4 separate regions of the Homo sapiens genome follow, and all the other regions are linked to region 1. The links are chromatin contacts, found by Hi-C or POLR2A ChIA-PET in ENCODE. All regions are on one chromosome and are shown on one strand. The core of a region is the stretch at or near the end of the contact, and the rest is flanking DNA. Distances in the headings are between cores, read along the strand shown.

What was found. Hi-C counts contacts between places; a loop is a spot of excess contacts on that map. ChIA-PET counts read pairs that join two places held with the same protein, here RNA polymerase II (POLR2A). Pooled maps may share reads with other maps.
Region 2: a loop to region 1 is called in a map of gastrocnemius medialis, with 3 times the contacts of the local background. The contact joins the promoter of RAB31 here to the promoter of TWSG1-DT in region 1. A Hi-C loop is called at or near these places in 1 of 168 maps with a recorded cell type or tissue (gastrocnemius medialis), 7 of 37 single-sample maps with no recorded cell type and 8 of 50 pooled maps. POLR2A ChIA-PET finds 5 or more read pairs at or near these places in 2 of 52 experiments (BJ and activated CD4-positive, alpha-beta T cell).
Region 3: a pooled map shows a loop between it and region 1 (4-fold over the local background). The contact joins the enhancer-like site here to the promoter of TWSG1-DT in region 1. A Hi-C loop is called at or near these places in 2 of 37 single-sample maps with no recorded cell type and 2 of 50 pooled maps. POLR2A ChIA-PET finds 5 or more read pairs at or near these places in 1 of 52 experiments (activated B cell).
Region 4: a loop to region 1 is called in a map of PC-9, with 5 times the contacts of the local background. The contact joins the enhancer-like site here to the promoter of TWSG1-DT in region 1. A Hi-C loop is called at or near these places in 1 of 168 maps with a recorded cell type or tissue (PC-9), 11 of 37 single-sample maps with no recorded cell type and 8 of 50 pooled maps. POLR2A ChIA-PET finds 5 or more read pairs at or near these places in 1 of 52 experiments (A673).

The regions. Positions count from the first base shown.
Region 1 is chr18:9,331,890-9,337,390 of GRCh38, reverse strand. TWSG1-DT (TWSG1 divergent transcript) reads left to right here and starts at 2,922. Exons shown (of 3, transcript NR_183523.1): 1 at 2,922-3,254. TWSG1 (twisted gastrulation BMP signaling modulator 1) reads right to left here and starts at 2,618. Exons shown (of 5, transcript NM_020648.6): 1 at 2,471-2,618; 2 at 39-198. The coding sequence starts at 161. RefSeq lists enhancers at 2,018-2,067, 1,830-2,330 and a silencer at 2,128-2,917.
Region 2 is chr18:9,705,850-9,711,565 of GRCh38, reverse strand. RAB31 (RAB31, member RAS oncogene family) reads right to left here and starts at 3,265. Exons shown (of 7, transcript NM_006868.4): 1 at 3,122-3,265. The coding sequence starts at 3,160. It overlaps LOC124904244 (a long non-coding RNA gene), which reads left to right and starts at 3,594. Exons shown (of 2, transcript XR_007066281.1): 1 at 3,594-5,716. LOC105371981 (a long non-coding RNA gene) reads right to left here and starts at 2,894. Exons shown (of 2, transcript XR_935131.2): 1 at 1,573-2,894. RefSeq lists silencers at 2,671-2,900, 3,001-3,570.
Region 3 is chr18:8,909,538-8,914,715 of GRCh38, reverse strand. No RefSeq gene overlaps it. Among named protein-coding and RNA genes, the nearest start is that of NDUFV2, 190 kb to the left of the region's middle. Within about 2 kb of position 2,300, at least 6 of the 41 ENCODE cell types and tissues checked have a DNase peak (open chromatin) inside an H3K27ac peak, as active enhancers do.
Region 4 is chr18:9,669,933-9,675,303 of GRCh38, reverse strand. No RefSeq gene overlaps it. Among named protein-coding and RNA genes, the nearest start is that of LINC02856, 27 kb to the right of the region's middle. RefSeq lists an enhancer at 1,854-1,903. Within about 2 kb of position 1,928, at least 16 of the 41 ENCODE cell types and tissues checked have a DNase peak (open chromatin) inside an H3K27ac peak, as active enhancers do; they include PC-9, where a contact is called at or near this core.

The DNA of each region.
Region 1 (5,501 bases), core at 1,673-4,172:
ATATATTTTGATATTAATAAAAGTACTCTTAGTCCTACCTGAATGAGGCATTTGCTCACATCACTAGCACAGAGTGCTTTGTTACAGCTCAGTGATTCTGGAAGCCATGTCAGGAACATCAGGATGGCTAGAGTAAGCACAGCAACATAGTGTAACTTCATGTTTCTTCAAAGAAGATGATCAGTAACTCCCAGGAAACTAAACAAACAAACACAACTTTAATTCAAAGGCAAGTGCTAGGGTAAAAACAAATATAAAAATGAGAAACAAAACATAAACTAAGACTCATTGTTTGTGTCAATATACTTTTTCTTTCTTTTTTAGAGTCTTGCTCTGTTGCCCAGGCTGAAGTACAGTGGTGTGATCATAGCTCACTGCAGCCTTCAATTCCTGGGTTCAAGTGATCCTCCCACCTCAGCCTCCCAGTTATCTGGGACTACAGACAATACCACCATGCCTGGCCTTCAAAAAACTTTTGAGTGATCATTTAAAGATCATTCTCAATGAAAGATTATATAAACATTCAAAAATAAACAATAATTTTGTATAATAATGGCTTCATAGCCATCTTCAAGGACCTAGAACTCTACAGTTCCTCAGACTATCCAGAAATGGTGACTGTGAAAGTAGAGTGAGTATATCTAAACCCTCAGTAACTTGAGAGTATATCAGGCAAATAACTAGCTTCAATACTGCACTGCTACTATTCAACTTTAATTTTAGGTCCATTATTCAACTGTAAGCCCATATAAAACTATTAATATTGTATTATAATTTTAAGATATTTAATTTTAATTCTTAGAATCAAAACAAAATTTTAAATGGAAATTATTCAGGCTTATTTAGACAGAATAAAGCAGCTCAAAGCAAGAAGTAGAGTCCACAGAGTCACTTCTTAAATAATTGAGCAAATAACAAAAGGCTGTTTAATTACTAATTGCATTAAAAACTCTAGGTAATTATTAGAATGTGACGATATTCTTTTTTTTTTTTTTCTTTTAGACGTTGTCTCGCTCTGTCGCCCAGGCTGGAGTGCAGTGGCGCAATCTCGGCTCACTGCAACCTCCGCCTCCCGGGTTCATGCGATTCTCCTGTCTCAGCCTCCCGAGTAGCTGGGATCACAGGAGCCTATCACCACGCCCCGCTAATTTTTGTATTTTTAGTAGAGACGGGGTTTCACCATATTGGCCAGGCTGGTCTCGATCTCCTGACCTCAGGTGATCCACCCGCCTCGGCCTCCCAAAGTGTGGGATTACAGGGGTGAGCTACCGCGCCCGGCCAAGATATTCTTTTAATTCTATTAGTACCACACATTCTTCAAAGTTATTAAGAAGATACTACAGTTCAAAAAGAAGAAGGAAAAAAGACTAGCACAAACACAGTCTGACAGGGGCCAAACAGTATACAGTTATTAAACTTTAAATACGGGAAGATATCATTTCTTCAGGTTAAAACACCTCCCTATCAAACATAATAAATTAAAATAAATGACTACTGACGTAAGAGGGATAAATAGTGAGTTTATGGGGGCATTTATGATTACTCTAAACTTTTATTCTAAGTGTTACAAAGTACATTAAAGGAAAAATAATAAAAGGGTGAAAAGAATAAAGGGCTTTGGACCTGGTATGAGTCAATTTTGAAAGAGAAAACCCTGGTGATCGTTACTGAGGCTCACAAAGCATTCCCTAAAGACCGTTAGTAACTAATTTTCTAATGTATCTAACGCCGCATACCAAGTAGGATGATTTCTGGAGCAACCAGTACATATTTGCGGAGGCCAAATAAGGTTATTTGGAGACTAACTGTCGTGGAACTAGTTTTCATCCTACAACCATGAAAACTGGGATTTCCCCCCTTTCCCATCTTTTACGGTTGTCTTATGAAATGTTCCACAAATTCATCTTACTCCCCAAATTTCACTGGAAAAAGTATTCAAGTAACTACGACCATGTCGAAATCAGGTAATAGAATTAAAGGACTTATCTTTTCCTAAGGAGTTAGAAACCATCATGCATCAAAATTGTTTCGCATACATCACGCCCAAGTTTCTCGTTAAGGGAGATGGCACTGACAGCGACCAGGGCAGAGCCGAGCCTCTGTAGAGCGGTGCCAGGGCCCCGAAGGCGCCGGACGCCCCGCGAGGCAGAGGCCGGTAGCGGTGTGGGGGACCGGGCACCCGGAACCACCCCCACCCCGGCTCGGCCGACGCGGGCTGCGGAGGACGCGGGCCGGCCCAGAGATGGTCTGGACCAAAGCGGCGCAGAGATGCTGCTGGCTCCCGGCGTCCGGCCTGTGCGCCCGCGCCCAGCACCCCCACTTTGTCCTCCGCGCAGCCGGGCCCAGGCTTCTCCCGGCCCCCGCGAAGCTCGCCGCGGCCCCGGGCCTCTAGAGGGCCGAGCTCGGCGCCCGGCCCCTTCCCAACCAAGAGGCCAAGAGGCTGCACAACCCCCCAGCCGCTCCCACTCACCATGCGCCACGGTCCCGCGAAGTCGCCCACCCCTAGATCCCCGCCGGGTCGGCCGAGCCCGGGGCGCGCTGCGGCGGCTTTGAGTGCGAGGCCAGGCCGCGCCTCCCGCCGTCCCCTCAGCGCAGCGCCCGCGAGCCTCGGGCACCTTAAAGAGACAGGCCCGCCCGCCGCCCTCCTCCCGGCTCCTTGCTCCCCGCCCCTGCTCCCCTCTTCCCCTCCGCCCCCGCTGGGGTCCACAGCCGCCAGCTCCCGCCAGGAGGCGTCTCTCACTCCCCCGGCGCTCCTGTCAGCGCGCACGCCCCCATCTCGGCCCCGCCCACTCCCCCCGCCCCTCCCAACGCCACGCCCCCTCCGCGCCACCCGGTTTCGCCCCTCCCTCGTGCCACGCCTCCACCGCAGGCTCCCGCCCGCCCGCCGGCCCGCAGGCCACGCCCCCAGGCGCACCCACCCCAGCTGCTCAACGCGATTTCCCTTCGCGCTTCTCCGCACCGGGATCCCCAGTCCCTCAGGTTCCGACAGACCCTCCTGTCAGGCCCATTCTCCGGGCCCCCTCAGTTGCAGTGTTAAGATCAACAGTGTTAAGATTAAAGCCTTGTGATGTGCTAGCCACTACGCTGAGGATATGCCGTGTACTAAAATTCCTCAGGACTCCTCACAGCTGCCCTGTAAGGAAGCGGCCATGGCCGGGTTCTAGCGATGCGAGGCCGAGGCTCGGGGCGCTGAGTAGCCTAGCGCGTCGCCGAGGAGAGCTGGCACGTGAACCCCTTGTCGTTTGCCGTCAGAGGTAGGATTTATATAAAATGCGCGTTTCCTAGGTCTACCTCAGACCTACTGAATAAGGATCTCCAAGGGTAGAGCTTTCGAACTTCGTTCACCAATTCGATAAAACTTGCCAGGCTCCTTGTGAGTGGCTGGCGCTGAGCTCTGCATCGGAGCTCTGCATCGGGAGTCGAGAAGAGGGGGCGCCATGGATCCGGGCGCGGAGGTCGCGCAGCCTAGGTAGAAGGTGCGCGGTTAGCACGTAGGTTAAAAACATTGAGAATGACACTCAGTTCTTTCCCACAACTCTGGGTTGCTTTTTTTTTTTTTTCTTTTGAGACAAGGTCTCACTCTCACCAGGCTGGAGGGCAGTGACAACATCAGGCTCGCTGCAGCCTCCACCTCCTAGGCTCAAGCAATCCTCCCGCCTCAGCCTCCCGAGTAGCTGGGGCTACGGGCGCGCACCACCACGCCTGGCTAATATTTTATTTTTTTGTAGATATGGAGGTCTTGCTATGTTGCCCAAGCTGGTTTCAAATTTCGGGGCTCAAGCGATCCTCCCACCGCGGTCTCCTAAATCGTTGGGATGACAGGTGTGAACCATAGTGCCCGGCCGGAATTTGCTTTTTAAAGAAGATTCCAGGGTGATTAAGTTAGAGCCCGCTAGACCAGACCGTCCGCGGGGCACCTTCCCTTGGAAATGATGACCTAGTGTCAAACCCTTATGCTGGTAAATCGTAAATGCCTACCACCCACCTTTGTTGATTGGAAGGAAACAGAATGAAAACAGCTGATTGGCTGGGGGTGGATTGCATTACTGATGTTAGCCCACTTTTGTACAATAAATATGGGTTTTAAAAATCATCCTTGAAAATTATCCTAGAGAAATAATTAAGGGTATACCCAAATTTAAGTATAAGAATCTTATTCTTGGCATTATATACTAGTTAAGTGAATTAGGAAACTTCCGATCAATGCACTAATTCAGCCATTAAAAAGTGATACCGCAGATCAGAGGTTCTCAAACTTTTTCGTCTCGGAATCCCTTTACACTCCTGAAAATTATGGAGCATGCCAAAGAGGTTTTGTGTATGTGTGCTACATCTGTTAATACTTTCAAAATTAAAACAATTTTTTACATATTCATTATTTCATTTAAAAATAACAAACCCATTATATGATAACAAATATTTAATGAAAAATAAGTATATATTTTAAAACAGTAGGAAGAACAGCGTGGTTTTAGATTTTTGCTATTGCCTTTAACATCAAACTTAATAGCCACTGTTTTTATATCTGCTTCTGTATTCAAACTGTTGCAGTATCATGTATTATGTAGTTTCTGCTTGTGAGAGAATGAGGGTGAAAAGTCAAATAATGCCTTAGAATTAAAATTAAAATAATTTTGAGCTCACAACCTCCTGAAAATGTCTTGGGATCCCTCCCTAGCAGCCCCAGATCACACTATGACAATTAGTGTTGCAGATGAATATTGCGACTAGAGATATTCATGATACATAAAAAATTTTAAAGTACTGCATAGTTTTTGAATAATTAATTTTGTTGTTGTTTGTTTGTTTTTGAGACAGAGTCTTGTACTTTCACCTGGGCGGGAGTGCAACGCTGCCATCTCGGCTCACTACAACCTCCGCCTCCCGAGTTCATGAGATTCTTCTGCCTCAGCCTCCCGAGTAGCTGAGATTACAGGCGCACACCACCACGCCCGGCTAATTTTTTGTATTTTTAGTAGAGATGGGGTTTCACTATGTTGGCCAGGCTGGTCTTGAACTCCTGACCTGGTGATCTGCCCACCTCGGCCTCCCAAAGTGCTGGGATTACAGGTGCAAGCCACGGTGCCCGGACTAGAGTTATTTTTAAAGTGCTGGAAAGATAATGATGGTATTAGTGGTTATCTCAGTGAGATGGAGTGTTGTCTGTTGTTAATGATGTTTTTTTCTTTTTGCTTGTCTGCATTTTCTGATGTCTTTGCTTGTATTAATTTGATAATAAGAAAAGTAACACAGTTATTTTTCATTTAAATTAAAGATCCTCTTTGACAGGACCTGGAAGGTCAAATGGTAGTTGAGCCCTCAGGTGAATATCAAGTGGTTCCGGATCTCAAATGGTTGGCCATTTGGGAATCTGGGAGCCACGGGGGTCACTGCAGTGGCTATTTTATTTCACCAGAAGACTTTCTGATCTTTGCAAGTGAGAGAGTCTGACAACAATGTGATAGAGCTTCTTAGTAGGGTTCAATGAAAAGTTCAAAGGA
Region 2 (5,716 bases), core at 2,016-4,515, 370 kb before region 1:
CATCTCTACAAAAATAATAAAAAGTATTAGCTGGGCTGGGTGGTACACACCTGTGGTCCCAGCTACTTGGCAGGCTGAGGTGGGAGGATCACCTGAGCTTGGGAGGCTGAGGCTGCAGTGAGCCAGGATGGCACCATTGCACTCCAGCCTGGGTGACAGAGTGAGACCCTATCTCAAAAATATACATATATTTTTTAAAGGACTTTTGGACTTAGCACTGACTGATCCACAGGGTCTCTCGAATCAAGAGAATAAACCTAGGCTGATGCAGAAGGATCCACTGAGCCCAGGAGTTGGAGGGTGCAGTGAGCTATGATGGCACCACTGCACTCCAGCCTGGATGACAGAATGTGACCTTGTCTCAAAACAAAAAAGAGGAGAGAGAGAGAGAGAGAAGAGAGTAAACCGAAGACAGTCAAATGGTTTTGATCTCCCTCAATGTTATCCCACCCAGAGAATCAGCCTAATTGGATGAGCAGCTAGAAACACAGCCTGCTGCACACATCTCACCCAGGAAAGAGCCAGCCAAACGAGGGGATGTGGCAAATCTTACTCAGTGTGGACAACAAGGTCATTTGGTCTTTCAAATAAAATGTCCTCTGATTTCAATAAAACTGAAACTTACAGCCACCCTCAAAAAAAAAAAAAGGAAGCCACAAATGTGGTGTGATATGACTGATGTTTCTTTTCTTTTGTTTTCTTTTCTTTGAGATAGAGTCTCACTCTGTCGCCCGGACTGGAGTGCAGTGGCGTGATTTCGGCTCACTGCAACCTCCACCTCCCAGGCTCAAGCGATTCTCCTGCCTCAGCCTCCCGAGTAGCTGGGATTACAAGCATGCGCCGCTACCGCCCAGCTAACTTTTTTTTGTATTTTTAATAGAGACGGGGTTTGACCATGTTGGCCAGGCTGGTCTTGAACTCCTGACCTCAAATGATCCCCCCGCCTCAGCCTCCCAAAGTGCTGGGATGACAGGTGTGAGCCAACGCGACCGGCCACGATTGATGTTTCAAAGCCTCCGTCTGCCCAGAAACCTCTTCTTTCTCTGCTTTGGCATGGTTCTTCCAACTCCAAGTTCAAATTCCTACACACAGAACTGGCAAAGGTAAGGCACTGTCTGCAGGAAGCCACTCAAAGAGTGTGTATCTTTCTTGGAGATAAAAGAAGTAAAGAGATTTCCTCCAGCTTCCTCCTCTCCCAGGTTTGCTAATTGGCACCCTGAACTCATAGATTAGCAGGAAATGGTAACATGTATCTTAAGAGATCATCTGGTGTAGTCCTCTGCCTAAAGGGGGAACATGTTATTATGCCCATTTCATAGATGAGGCCACTGAGTTGCTTTGCTAAAACGACACAGCTCTTTGGTGGGAAAGAACGAGAGCCTAGGTTTCCTGCCTCTTGACACAGGGTTCTTGCCACCTGATCAGTGTCCTGGTAGGAGGACATAGAGACCTGTCCCTAAACACCGAAACTGAAAATAAGGGGTCCTGTGACACGGCAGGGCTTGGACCACCTCAGTAAAAGTCAAGAGAAAAGAGTTGCAGAAAAAAAGGCAAAAATATGTCCTATTTCACCTTTCCCAAGGCCAGTCCTGACAAACACGGCACATCAAGGCTGCCTCTTCATTCCTTGGAACACGACATTCCTTCTAAGTCTCTGAAGGCCTTTCCTGAGGCTGAAATGGCCCCTCAAGAGGGAAGCATGGGATTCCTGGAATTTATGTCTGGAAATATTAGAGGGCCTGGGGAACAGGAAAACCCACTCCTGCCACACAAAAAGGTCAACAGAGAAAGACCAGACTAGATCCTGGCTGTGGCTGAGCAAGTCGGGGGAGGTGGGGATCTGTGCGGATCTGTGCCAGGGGCTAGCAGGGAGGGCAGGGCCTTCCCAGATCCTCTGGAATTCTAAGCCAACCGGACAATCGAGTTAGCGTAAGGGATGGTTTTGGAAGAGGCCGGTGATGGGAGCCGATGATGGGAGCCTGCCGGAGGTTCCACAAGAGCCTAGAGGAAGCCTAGAGACGCTGGCACAATTCAGTCCTCACCGAAATCATTTCCTCTTTCTACAGTTCTTGTACCCCCATCTTGACAGATCAGTTCGCACAAGAATGCGACCCTTTCGCTGCCCTTTTTTAGGAAATGGTTTTCATGAGACCAGCTTTGCCAATGACACGGGCGGGTACACCAGATGCTAATGGCTGCTGAAAACGCCCTTAGAACCGGCTCTTCTTTTAGAAGAAGGAATTCTGGAATGCGGAGTGGGCCCCCGAAAGGAAGCGACCCTACGTTTATCTGAATTCCCAGGGGCGGTTCGCCAGCGGCTCCCTGCGTCCTCGCCGGGTCCCCTGTCTGCAGTCCCCGGGCCGCACGGATTGACTGCTTTTTTGTTTCTGGCTGCTTTAAGGCTTCTTCGGGCGGAGAAAACCCCACTTTAGGGGAGTGATGGTGGGGAGGACTTTCCCAGGCAGCTTCTTTCACCCGCAGCAGGGAAGTTTGCAGGGCGCGCTCCGCACAGGTCACTGCCTCACCTTCCACCCCGGCCGCGCCCTCGGCTTTCACCCCCTTGGCTGGGTTCGCTTTTGGTTTTATTTTTCTGTTTTACGTGAGTAAATCAATTGCCCCCAGGAGGCAAAAGAGCACTCAGCGACTTGGCTGAGCAACTTAAACTTTCTGCCGGAAGGAAACTATCAAAAGCGGAGGAGAAAGCCCTCGGGGCCCCAGACTCGCCGCCACTGCCCCGTCCCCGCTGGGGGTCCCCGCGAGGTCGCCGCGGATCCGGGGACTCGCGGGCCGGGAGGAAAGAGCGGAGTAAGCCCGGGGCAGGCTCGGACCCGGACCCCGGCAGGGTGAGAGCGGGGGCGGACCAGAGGGGCGCACGGACGGCGGGGAGGCGGAGAACAGGCGGGGTGCGGAGAGCGAGGGGCGCGGAGAGCGAGGGGCGCACGGACTAGGGGAGCCAGGGGGACCCGGGGAACCAGGGGGCGCGCGGACGAGGGGGACGGGGGCTACGAGAGGGGTGCGGAGAGCGAGGGGATCACGGGGACTGAGCGCGCAGGGAATAGGGGAGCGAAGGGGCGCGAGAGCGCGGGCCGGGGTCCGCCGGCGGGTGGCGGCCAGGACTCACCCCGAGAAGGCACACTTTGAGCTCCCGTATCGCCATCATGTGCTCGCAGCCAGGCAGTGCCGGGGCTCAGCAGCATCCTCCGGGGCCGCCGCGCCCGCGCCCCGCCGGCGTCTCTCGCCTCTGCCCCTCGCTCGCGCCGCCCGCGGGCGGAACCGCCGCCGCTGCTATTTCTGGGCCGCCGGCCCCGCCGCGGTGGGTCACGTGGCCGCCGGCCGGCTCCTCCCGGGCGCGTCGGGTCCAGCCTCGCCGGCCCCCAGCTCCCAGGAACGCCCCCGGACGGCGTCAGCCACCCGGGACCTGCGGCGTCGCCGGCGGATTGCCTCCGCCCTCGGACCAGCCCCGCGCGGGTCGGCCTCCCCCAGCGCCCTCCGGCATCCGCCCCTCCCGGCCCCGCCTGGCCGCAGGGCCCGGGTGGGTAGGAAGGACTGGACCGGCCCTGTGGAGACCTGGCCCCACTACCAGCGGGTCCCTGAAGATGCCATTCTCATCTGGAAAGCGAATGCTCTCGGCCGAGGCCGTTTGCGTGGCAGCGCGTGGAGGTCTGCGGGGGTCCCATCCTCAAGCGACATTCTGGGTCCCACGCAGAAAAAGTCAGGCCACTGAAGGGGCCGCTGTGAGGACAGGGGTGAGGAGAAGGGGGCTAACTTTTCGGCCTGCCTTTCTCGACGTTCCTAATACCCGAGCTTCCGTTTAACATATGTGTGGCTCTTCAGCTCAGCCAAGTTCATTTTTCTGTATGCAGCTGAAAATGATTCTAGAAGCAAAACTCGCTGTCCGTGTCTGAAACGGGAAACTTGCTTTCTGGAGCAAAAGTCTTTTTCTCAGTAGAGCAAATCCTGCAACTCGTGTGGGCAGAAACCCAGTCCTCAGAGGTACAGGTAGAAACGTGGAGATCCCAGCAGACCCCTGCATCGTTCCTAACTGGGAAATGAGCAGAGTCTGTGGCCGCACACAGTCGGGGAGGCTTGGGTAACTGTGTTCTCTTCTCCATGTATGGCCTAGAGCACCTCATCCACTCGGATGACTTCATTCGTTGCTGCTACAGAAATGTCAGCCTTTTCAATGTAATCTATCTGAACAATTCACTGGCATTTCAGATGGGAAATGTTTTTTTAAAAACTGATTTTTTGAAACTTCATCTCCTATCCCAAACTCTCAGGCCTCTCTCTTAACCTTCCAATTTTAATCAATGGCATTTCCATTCTCCTAGCAGACCACCCACCGTGATCATCTGGCTTTGTTCTTACGGAAGCCAGGTTGAAGCTACCCAGTACCCAAGTAGCCCCATCCAATGGGAAATTCCAAATCAAGGCCTCCAAAGAGATAAGTCCTGGAATACAGGAGTCAAAATGGGCCCCGAAACAGACAATTCACAATTAAATTCCCCAGAAGAGCAGGAAGTTTGCCCTCGAGGTGCAGGCTTGTAGAGATTACTCAAATGGACTAAACTGTACAAAAGGCAGCCATGGACAAGTTACAGGTCCATTGTATCAGTATCCGTCCTTGACTCTGTATCCAAAGCAGAGTCTTCTATGTGGGCAGGGTAAAAAGAGGCTTCCCCAGAATCAAACAGTCCTGATCACAATATCTCCCTGCCCTCAGATTTGCTAATCAGAAAACCACCCCTACACAGTTGCAAAGACACCTCCCCCAAGGCCTTCGCCAGCCCTGAGGGCACCTCCACAGTGAAACATGTCCTTTTGGCTTTCCAGCTTGATTCCCAAAAGCCAGTCAAACCAGGGTGGAAGCCTCCACTGTGTTCTACATCCCGTGCAGTGAGTGGAGCTTTGTGAAGTTGCCTTAGATTGCTAAGGGCAGAACTGTGCCCAGACAGAAATAGGCAAACCGAATTTCTCTTGTGTTCCCTTACTCTTTTTCATGACTGCTCTCATTCTGCTCTCTTCTCCACTAGCCCGGGTGTCTGGGACGCTTGCGTCGTTTCTAGGCTCTCCCAAAAGAGTCTCGTATCCAGCCCTTCCCTCCCTGAGAATCGCCCCAGTCTATTTGTCCTTCTCCCCTCCCCTAGTTCTGTTAAAAATGACCTCATTTGTGTCTCATTCTGATCAGGTCTTGGGCTCTTCTTTACAAAGTGGCAATCCTAGTCTGTCAACTGACTCGTGTTCATGGGTTTATACCCTCTTCCCAGCCAGGTCACCCCTGAGCTTAAACATGGCCTCATGAAAACCAGGTCCCCATGATCACCCTAAGGTAACCTACAAAGCTCTAGCCCTGGAAGGCAGGAAGATGACTGCTGGGAGACATATTTTAAGAGTGACACGTCAGAGGCAGCTCTCGACTTTTTAAAAAAGTGCCATGTTCTCTATTGTTACACTCTATGATTACTGTACTAAGGGCCCATCCTGACTTCTCTGGAATTTTCTGCAAATATGTAGTTCTGGTGTAACTTCAGCAGGGGTAAAAATTCAATGGTACATAACTGACAATTTATCAAATTAAGAAATAGAACATGCAAGTTTTTCTTATAAGAATTTTGTAACGTAAATGGTCATTGTGCTAATTCAGACCTCAACTTCTCTGCTGCTATAAAGTCTCCAACAGAAAAAGCCAGTAATGGTCATAAAACTGATCATGTTT
Region 3 (5,178 bases), core at 1,051-3,550, 420 kb after region 1:
TTTCTTGAAATTTTTCAACATAGTTCATAGTGGGATGGGCTGACTTTGTGTCTGACCTATGCTTCTTTGAGACAAAACAACACACTCACACCACACACACACCACAAAACAAAGAACGGGTGAAAAGGGCACACACACTTTTACAGTTTACACCAAACCAGAATCAAAACCAAAATCGGAGTATCAAGAAATCCAAGCCAGGTCAAAACCAAAACCAAAGTATCAAGTAATCCAAGTCAAGTCAAAAACAAAAACCAAAGTGCTGGTACAGGCACGCCGTAGGTGATCAGGTCACCTTTCCACCCAAATGGAGTGGGCAAGTTCCAAAGACTAGTCTTACCAAGTTTTAGATGTCTGGACTCCAAGTGCCAGTTCCTTCCCGGTGTTCAGCCACTGCGTTGATCCTCCATGGGGGCCTGCCACGTGCTCCTCTGGCAAGGTGTTCCACTGGGGCAATTGCCTACCCAGGAGCGCTCTCAGGATCCATGTTGCTCAAGCTGGCCAGAGTCCCCCTCAGGGATGCTCCACAGGGCAGGCCTAAGCTGCCTAAGGGGCTGCCTTGACCATCTGTTAATCACCTCGCTTCCTGGTCAGGGAACCAAGAAATGTAGCAGGAGAAGCCACAGACAAAATCCCTCAGACACCGAGTTAAAGAAGGAAGGGCTTTATTCAGCTGGGAGCTTCGGCAAGACTCACGTTTCCAACAACCGAGCTCCCTGAGTGAGAAATTCCTGTCCCTTTTAAGGGCTCACAACTCTAAGGGGGTCCGTGTGGGAGGGTCATGATTGATTGAGCAAGCATGGGGTACGTGACTGGGGGCTGCATGCACCAATAATTAGAACAGAACAGAACAGGATAGGGATTTTCACAGTGCTTTTCTATACAATGTCTGTAATCTATAGATAACATAACCGATTAGGTCAGGGGTCTATCTTTAACTACCAGGCCCAGGGTGTGGCGCCGGGCTATCTGCTTGTGGATTTCATTTCTGCCTTTTAGTCTTTACTTCTTCTTTCTTTGGAGGCAGAAATTGGGGATAAGACAATATGAGGGGTGGTCTCCTCCCTTATTCTGAGTAGCTGGGATTACAGGCATGCACCACCATGCCCAGCTAATTTTTGCATTTCTAGTAGAGACAGGGTTTCACTTAAAATTTTTAGTGTATAAATAGGAAGGCTGAGTGTGGTGGCTGATGCCTATAATCCTAGCATTTGGGGAGACCAAGGCTGGAGGATCTCTTGAAACCAAGAGTTCGAGACTACCCTAGGCAAAATAGCTGGAACTCATCTCAATAAAAAAATTTAGCTGGATGTAGTGGCTCACACCTGTAGTCCCAGCTACTAGGGAGGCTAAGGAAGGAAGATCACTTGAGCCCAGGAGTTCAAGGCTGCAATGAGCTACGATTGTGGCACTGCATTCTAGTCTGGGAAACAGAACGAGACCTTAACTCTTAAAAAATAAAAAAAAAGAATGGGGAAAGTTGAACTTCTAAAAATAACCCCATATGGATATACTTGTCAGATCTGCTAAGTATTTCTACTCATAAGGGCGTAACTATCCTTTTTCTCACTCATACATATATTTAAACACTAAATTAGTCAATGCTACTAGGCCTGCCTTTTATTTCCCAGAATAGTGTTTGTTTGGAGAAAATCTAGAGGTATCTGACTTTTACAATAAAATGCAAAAACAAAGCATTCTTAAGCCACTCAGTGTTTTAAAAAAGAATGAAACAACCAAACACAACTGTGGTCTTTGGCTAACTTTCTAGAGAGAAGAAAACAAGCCATCTGCCGGTAACAGGCGGCTCTGGGGATGGCTGATCACAGGGCCGAATGAAATATTCGTAGTAATTAGTGGCAGCACCAAAATAGAAACTTCAGCAGTGCTTTTCCTGTTGTTATGGTGACAGCCCCCCAACAGCCCACCTCCCCGCAAAGACCCTGGCTTGGTGCATTCTGTGGCCTTCCATCTGGTGCCCTCCCATTGAATGCAGAGAAACTAAACTGACTGCTCATTTGTCCCCTCGAGGTTGTGTGTGTGTGCCGGGCTGCCAGGAGGAGGAGGGCGTGGACTGGAAGATTCCACAGGGCTGGGCCAAGGCTGTCCCCTGTGCTCAGCCAGAGCGACAGGAGAGCAGCTGATAGCCCAGGCTGCCAGACAGGTGCTGTCAAGGGGCCGAAAACTCACTGATGTCAGGAGACGGCACCCGGGTAATGATGAATGAGGCCTGGCCTGTGACAAACAGGCTCTTAACCTGCCGGTGTGGCAGGAGGAAGTGCTCCCTAGGGCTTCAAGTTACCTGAACAGCCCACACATTTGTCCCCTCTTGTTGAGCAATTTCCGTAGGTCCTTCAGAAGTTGTTAGGTGTCAACATTCTTGTTGCTCTGCTAAAAATCTAAGAATTTGGCCAAAAAGTCTGGTTTGCTCCTGCTCAAAGATTGAAGAAATAGAAATTGGGCTGCTTATTTTCCTTAGTCTTATTCATTTTGGAGCTCAATGTTTAAAACATTGATTTGAGCATCAATATTACATGCTGTTGTCAATGCCGTCTCTCTGGAGTCCCCAGGGACTGCAAATTGAGGAAACTGTTTAGGACGTAGCTTCTCTGTCAAGGCACCAGGAAGTATGGAGGTGGCACAAAAAAGTGCTTTGGAAAAAACGTGAGCTGCACTTAGGAAAAGGGTTTGATTTGCCATGGCATAAGTCTAAGTTTTTGGATATTTTATTCCCTTAATAAATCTTTCTTATATTTTGCTACCCTGTGGTCTGGAGTATTTGTGTAATGGATAGAGTTGATATAATTTGTCTGCTGCCCAGTGAGGCGATCTCATGACATTTCTGGGTAAAGGCTGCTGACAGGAAACACACATTTTCTTCTTTTTTTTTTTTTCTAGAGACAAGGTCTCATCCTGTCACCTAGCCTGGAGTGCAGTCATACAATCACAGCCTACTGCAGCCTCAAACTGAAGGGCCTAAGTGATCCTCCTACCTCCGCCTCCTAAGTAGCTGGGATTTCAGGTGTACACCATCACACCTGGCTAATGCTTTATTTTAATTAATTTTTGTAGAGCTGGGGTCTGGCTATGTTGCCCAGGCTGGTCTCAAACTCCTGGCCTCAAACAATCCTCCCACCTTGGCCTCCAAAACTGCTGGGATTACAAGCATGAGCCATTGTGCCTGGCCTTAGGAATATAGGCTTTCAAGTCACACCAGTCCCTATTTATATAAACCACAGCCTCAGGGTTTGCAAAGTAGGTGGCTGTCAGTTTTTCTTTCCCAGAGCCTACCTGGGGGTTGATAATCTGCACATAGGCTGGACACAGTCCTGTGAAACAGAATCATTTTGGGTAGCAATTTACTGGATTATAGACTGTTAGAGCTGGATGCTCTCAGGGGTTATCAAGTCACATTTGTCAGAAAAGCAAATGGGTCAGTGAACTGCTGCTTACAGGCAGAGCAGGGCTTGGGGTCCTAGCACCTCCCTCCATCCCAAAGCCCTCTATAGTCTAATTTAATTAGAGATGTTTGCACATGTGTAGTGTATGTGTGGAGGGGTGGAGGGTAGGTGTGTCGGGTGGACTAAAAAGAAAATAGATGTGGCAAATTCTGGTCTAGTAGGAAAGATGAGACACAGGAATATGTCCCAGCTGGAGAGTATTCTAAGGCTGATGAGAAGCACATGTGGTGTCATGTGGCCCTCTCCTTGGTGGGTCCCCTGTATCATGCTGAAGAAAAATAGTAACAGCCATAGGTTCTTAGTTGGAACAGACTTCAATTACAAAAGACAGAGTAACAAGAAAAAAAACCCAAAAGTTTATTCACATGTTTGTTTCAGATACACTTGGAGTCACTCAGAAATTGAGTAGTTCTCAAAGAAGTGGCTTTGATTTCAGCTTATATAGCATCCTCAACAAAGAACACTAAATTCGTTTAAAAGTGAAAGCAAGTTTGTTAGAGAAGTAAAGAAACAGAAGAATGCCTCCTCAATAGAACAGCAGTATGAACTGCCTGACTGAATATACTTATGGTTTTTGTTTTTATTATATGCTAAATAAGGGGTGGGCAATTCATGGGTTTTCCAGGAAAGGAGTAGGGAATTCCCAGAGCTGAGCGTTCCTCCCCCTTTTAGACTATATAGGGCAACTTCTGAACATTGCCATGGCATCTGTAAACTATCATGGTGCTTTTAGCATGCTAATGTGTTATAGGTAGTGTATAATGAGCAGTGAGGATGACCAGAGGTCACTTTTGTCACCCTCTTCATTTTGGTGCAATTTGGCCTGCTTCTTTTCTGCATTCTGTTTTGTCAGCAGAATCTGTATGACCTGTATCTTGTGATACCAGTCCTGCCAACCTCCTATCTCATCCTGTGACTAAGAATGCTTAACCTCCTATGAATACGGTGCAACGAGTCTTAGCTTTATTTTAACCAGCTTCTACTCAAGATGGAGTTCCTCTGGTTTGAACACCTCTAACATACTTCCCCCCTCCCTTTTAAAAGGGGACTCTCAATCCTAAGGGTTGCAGAGGGATGAAGATCCATCTTCTGTAACTTCTTCAGGCTGAATGGGGCAATGATATTCCCGCCTAACTATTGGGGTCTCTTATATCCAGGGTAGAGAGGAGCTCAGTCAGAAAGTGTTGGTATGCTGAGGGCCATTCATAACTCTGAGTTCTGACAAAAGGTGATATCTGGAAGATCAATGTGTTCAATTTAAGAAAACATTGAGTAAGCTTATCTTGCATTTCTAAACAAAGAGTATAACAGCAATATAGTCCACAACAGTAAGCAAAATAAGTAAGATGATCCCAAGTGAACTAAATAAGAAGGCTTTCCATTAACTGGGTAGTTGTTGGAACCAAGCTGATATGAGGTTGCTAGCTGATTCCAATACACGGCCAGAATTAGAATACTGATCCAGATTTTTGTGTTACACATCTCCCTTATTTCTTTTCAGCAACAGCTGGAGATCACTGGTTGGTTCACAGAAACAAAGTGGGTCAGCCTAAATTGCAGGAAAAAAATAAAAAACAATGGACAAGACCAGAATGTAACAACAGGTGTACCATAGTCTTTTTAAACAAATTTTCTCTCTCCAACCCCCATTTTTATTAAAAACAAATCATGGTAGACTGATTTGTTTGCAAGATAAGTTTTAACCTGACTACATTTG
Region 4 (5,371 bases), core at 679-3,178, 340 kb before region 1:
ACATTCACCTGCCATATGAGACAGACACTACACTCCTAGGTATTTATCAAGAGAAACAAACGCACATGCTCAGAGCACTCTATTTCTAATTGCCCCGAATGGGAAACAACCCAAATTCAACAGGTGAATGGATAAACAAATTGCGCTACGTCTGCCAAATCCACTGCCCACTCCTCACTGTGCTCCAAATACAAGCAACCAACATTGGTCATTGTCTCAACATAAGCAGAGGCACAGGCATTGTCCATTCACTGCACATTCTTTTGGAGTCTCATCTATGTGGAAAAAGAGGATATTCAAACGACATCGGGGTGAGCCACACTGGGTAACCAGTTTAAGGAGCAGAAGATGGTAGTCAAAAGCTATTTCAAGTCCTCCTTAGCCAGTACTATTTCCTATCATATCTGGATAGGTTTTTTTTATCTCTTTTTAGCATCTAACATTCTCATTTTTAGGGGGACTTCATTTTTCCCCATGTATTTTCAATAGACCGTGGCCCCATCTATTATTTTTGAAGAGGAAAACTCCTGGTGCCAAAAAGTCCACCGATCCTTGGTTCAGACAAGGACTTCCAATTGCTTAATGTCAGATGAATACTGAAAGGTCACCAGAGGATACACCACGGTAAAAACTCTATGAACTCGATACTGAAATTTTCTTGTTAAGCTCATGCTGGAAGGCGGGAGAGTAGAAAATAAGTTGTAAAATGGCCCAGGGCTTAATTTATTTAAAGCTTTGGTTAAAAACGTTTGCTGCTTTGAATTGTTTTAAGAGAAACCACAAAGATGTTCAGTAGTGGAAGAAAAGAATTCCAGAGAGGGCTTTAACTACCCTGTTACCTTCATAGCACCTCCCAGCGGTAATCCACAAAAATGATATTTTTTGTATGGAAAGTTGACCTTTTTCTCAATATTATGCAAATTGAATAAAAATCTGTGCTGTTTTAGATGCTATGCAAGTTAACATGATATCCAAGTAAAAACTCTAAGTTTGCTATGAAATACATCTCTGATTACAGCCAGATTGCTACCTCTGAACATTTTTTAGGCAGAAAAAAATGTAGCCAGCTCATTGGTTTTCTGAGATAAATACCTAAATTTTTGCAACCCAAGACTGTTCTATTTTCTTTACCATCTGGTTCTAGGAACACAGGGACACCATGACTATTGAAGTGTTGAAGATTCCAGATGAAACGTTTTTTAAAATGTAAGCCTACACTGCAGGGCATGGTGTTGTGCCTGGAGTCCCGGCTACGTGGGAGGCTGAGGTGGGAGGATCCCTTGAGCCCAGAAATTCTAGTGCAACCTGAGCAACACAGTGAAACCTCATTTTTAATAAAATATTTTTTAAGCCTACACTTCCTAAATTTTGTATAGTGACTGCACTAAGCACATTATATATTTTCTTCTTTAGTACTCACACTAATAGTATTCAATAACGCTATTGCTTCCTGTTTTTGACAGATGAGAAATATGGGGCATGATGGGAATGGCAAGTGTTGGGAATAAGGGTGTGTAACCACCCTCTTCTCCCAGATGCCTGTGTCCTTGAGCAATCTGCTCTTTGCAAAGAGGTTGGACCAGCCTCTGGGTGATTTCTAACCTCTAACATTAGAGGGCAGTGACTCTAAGCTAAAACGCCCTTGTGGGATCCACCGTGCTGGTATCAAGCCATGAAGAGGAAGCATGTGTGCTACAGAAACTCATAGGTGAAAGCAGCATCTTTTACTGCCTTATACACTTGTAGAGTGGGAAGTTTTCGTTCTGGTTGACACCATGCACAACACATAAGAGAAATGGTTAGACTGTTTGAGGAAGTGCACACTAAAATGCCTGACCCCTGCACAGAGGTGAGTGGATGCCATCTGGCCGAGAGGTTCCTGTTATTAGTATCTAATCAGGTTTCCCTGGTAGCTAGAGAACTGCATGACTTGTTGACTGGAAGGCCTCTTACCTCACAAGGGTGTGGTTTCAGAGGTTTCTGAAGAACAAGTGTGGGAGAACTAACCATGACTAAGGCATCTCAGGTCAATGCAGGTGAATGATTAACCCCAGCTCTCTTTTTTTTTTTTTTTTTTTTTGAGACAGAGTCTCACTCTGTCACCAGGCTGAAGTGCAGCGGCGCCATCTCGGCTCACTGCAAACTTCGCCTCCCGGGTTCAAGCGATTCTCCTGCCTCAGCCTCCCGAGTAGCTGGAACTACAGGTGTGTGCCACCACACCTGGCTGATTTTTGTATTTTTAGTAGAGACCAGGTTTCACCATGTTGGCCAGAATGGTCTCCATCTCTTGACCTCATGATCCCCATGCCTCAGCCTCCCAAAGTGCTGGGATTACGGGATTACAGGCGTGAGCCACTGTGCCCAGCCGACCCCAGTTCTAAGAACTCTTGTTCCATTATGGGTAGGGAGATCATAACTAGGGAAACCATCCAGGTGGTGAGGATGCGAGCCAGAGAAAAGCCAGAGCCTGCCAATTCAGCTTTGGAATGTTCCAGAAAAGCATTCCTGAGACTCTGATAGCATTTATATGCTGGAATGATTTCTATTTCCCTATATAAAGGATATTTTTATTTTCTTACTGGCTAGTACCAAATTCAGAACATGGAGGCTTTAAAAATTATTCAGTGAATAAATGAAAAATAAAACCTTCATTTACATTGAAAACAGGTATTTCTTATATACAATGATTTTTTTCTTCTAATTTATTTTTTCCTAAAAGGAACAAAGGGAAAAAATTATAAAGTCAAGAGCAAAAAATGGATAAATTAGAAAACATAAAACAACACATTTGGTAGACAAATCCAAGAGCTGGTTCGCTGAAGAAAATAGACAATTTGTGTACAAATGTTACCAAGAAAACAAGAGGAGAGTCAACATACATTTGTTGTTAAACAGTAAGTTAATAAGTGAGATTTTGGTGAAAAAAACATTTACTGTGTGTGGAATAGATAATTTTCTAAGAAAATATAAGTGATCAAAACTGATGTTACCAATAAAACTATCAACAGGATTTTTAAAAGTAAACTGATGAATTCTAAATTTCATAGGAAGGACAAACAAACAATAAAGGTCAGACAAAATCTTAAAAAAATGGTATAAGAGGAGAGTGGCCCTATCAGATATTTTAATATATTTTAAAGCTACAGTGATTAAAATTGTGTGGTACTGACACTTGAATACGAAAATCAGCCAAGCATGGTGGCATGCACCTGTAGTCCCAGCTACTTGGGAGGCTAAGGAGGGAGTATCACTTGAGTCCAGGAGTTCAAGGCTGCAGCGAACCATGACTGTGCTACCACACTCCAACCTGGGCAACAGAGTGAGATGCTGCCTTTAAAAAAAAAAAATGAATAAAAAGAAGATCATCTGGAACATCATGTCCAGACTAGACCAAAAGAAATATAGAAATTTAGTATAAGACATAAGCAACATTTCAGATCAGGGAGGAAAGATGTTTTATCTAAATATATTGTGTTGGAGACAAAAAGAATCACAAGGAAATCTTAAATTATGTTGATATTAGTAGTAATGTTAGTATTGATATTTTAAAATTATTTCATACACACAGAAAGATATACACATTGTATGTATGATGTATATACGTAAATACTAGCCAGGATGCAATCAGAGAAGCAGAATCGCTAGAAATAATAGAGCATGAAGGATTCCTAAAGGGATTTGACATTACACAGTTGTGGGAGCTGGCTAGACAGCCTCCGTTTGGCTCTTTACGCCTGACACTGAGCCTGAAGTCATAAGGCCGTGGTCAGGAAGGAAAAATGCATGTGAAATGGGGCCGAGCAGAAATTCCCTTGCCTCACCCCACTGCTACCTCTCCTGTCTTCACACCTGGCCCAGAACTTGGAGAAGCTGCAGGAAGAGATCACATGGGGCCTGGAGGATTCTGCCTCCGGACTCTGTCTGCACAACAGAGGAGCCGGCAGGCCTGCACATGCCATGAGTTCCAACAGGGCCTAGCCTAGCCCAACATTCAGAGGGTGAGCACTGCTACTTCTTGACTGCTGCCTTTCAAATCTCACAAATTTCCCTGTGTCCAACTCTAACCAAACGTCTACCAGGAAGGGAATTCTGGAAAATGTAGTTCTGTTTAACCAAATTGACACATTATTAAGCCACCATTATATACATTCATGTGTGCTCACACACACACATGGACACGTAATCTATTTATCTTTATCTCTACATATGAAATAATTAAGTTAATTTTATTAGGAACCAAGCTATATGATGTAAGAGGGAAAAGATATAAATATAAAATTACAAAATAAAAACCATGAAATATTTAATTTGAATTGAAAAGTATGGGTTGGGTGTGGTGGCCCACGCTTGCAATCCCAGCACTGTGGGAGACCAAGGCAGGAGGATCACTTGAGGCCAGGAGTCTGAAACCAGCCCTTGGCAACATAGCAAGATTCCATCTCTACTAAAAATACAAAAAAAATTAGCTGGGCATGGTGGTGGGCGCCTGTATTTCCAGCCACTCAGGAGGCTGAGGCAGGAGAATCACTTGAAACCAAGAGGCGGAGTTTGCAGTGAGCCGATATAGTGCCATTGCACTCCAGCCTGGGTGACAAGAGTGAAATTCCATCTCAAAAAGAAAAAAAAAAGTAAGTATGAACTCATGATGTATATCCCTTTTGAAAAAAAAAATTAATAGGCTTTTCCCAGCTCTGAAAGCTTGAGAGGCCTAGAAGCCATGGCAATACAGTAGCAGTAAGTATATCTAGCATTCATTTTGTGGTCTCTAAACACCATTTTCCATGGAAAGGAACCAGGGCTTCTTGGAGAAATACTTTTTTATTTATGTGTGTATTTTTATTGTGAGACACTGTCTCACTCTTTCACTCAGGCTGGATTGCAGTGGAATGATCTTGGCTCACTACAGCCTCTACCTTCCAGGCTCAAGCTATCCTCCCCACTCAGCCTCCCGAGTAGCTGGAACTACAGGCTTATGCCACCACACCTGTTTAATTTTTATATTTTTTGTGGAGACGGAGTTTCATTATGTTGTCCAGACTGTTCTCAAAGTGCTGGGACTACAGGCATAAAGAAATATTGAATGTCTTTTTTTTTTCTTTTTTTAAAAATGGGGGTCTCAGCCAGGCACAGTGGCTCATGTCTGTAATCCCAGCACTTCGGGAGGCCGAGGTGGGTGGATCACCTGAGGTCAGTAGTTCGAGACCAGCCTGATCAACAGGGTGAAACTCCGTCCCTACTAAAAATACAAAAATCAGCTGGGTGTGGTGGCACACGCCTGTAATCCCAGCTACTCGGGAGGCTGAGGCAGGAGAATTGCTTGAACCCAGGAGGTGGAGGTTGCAGTGAGCCGAGATCCTGCCACTGCACTCCA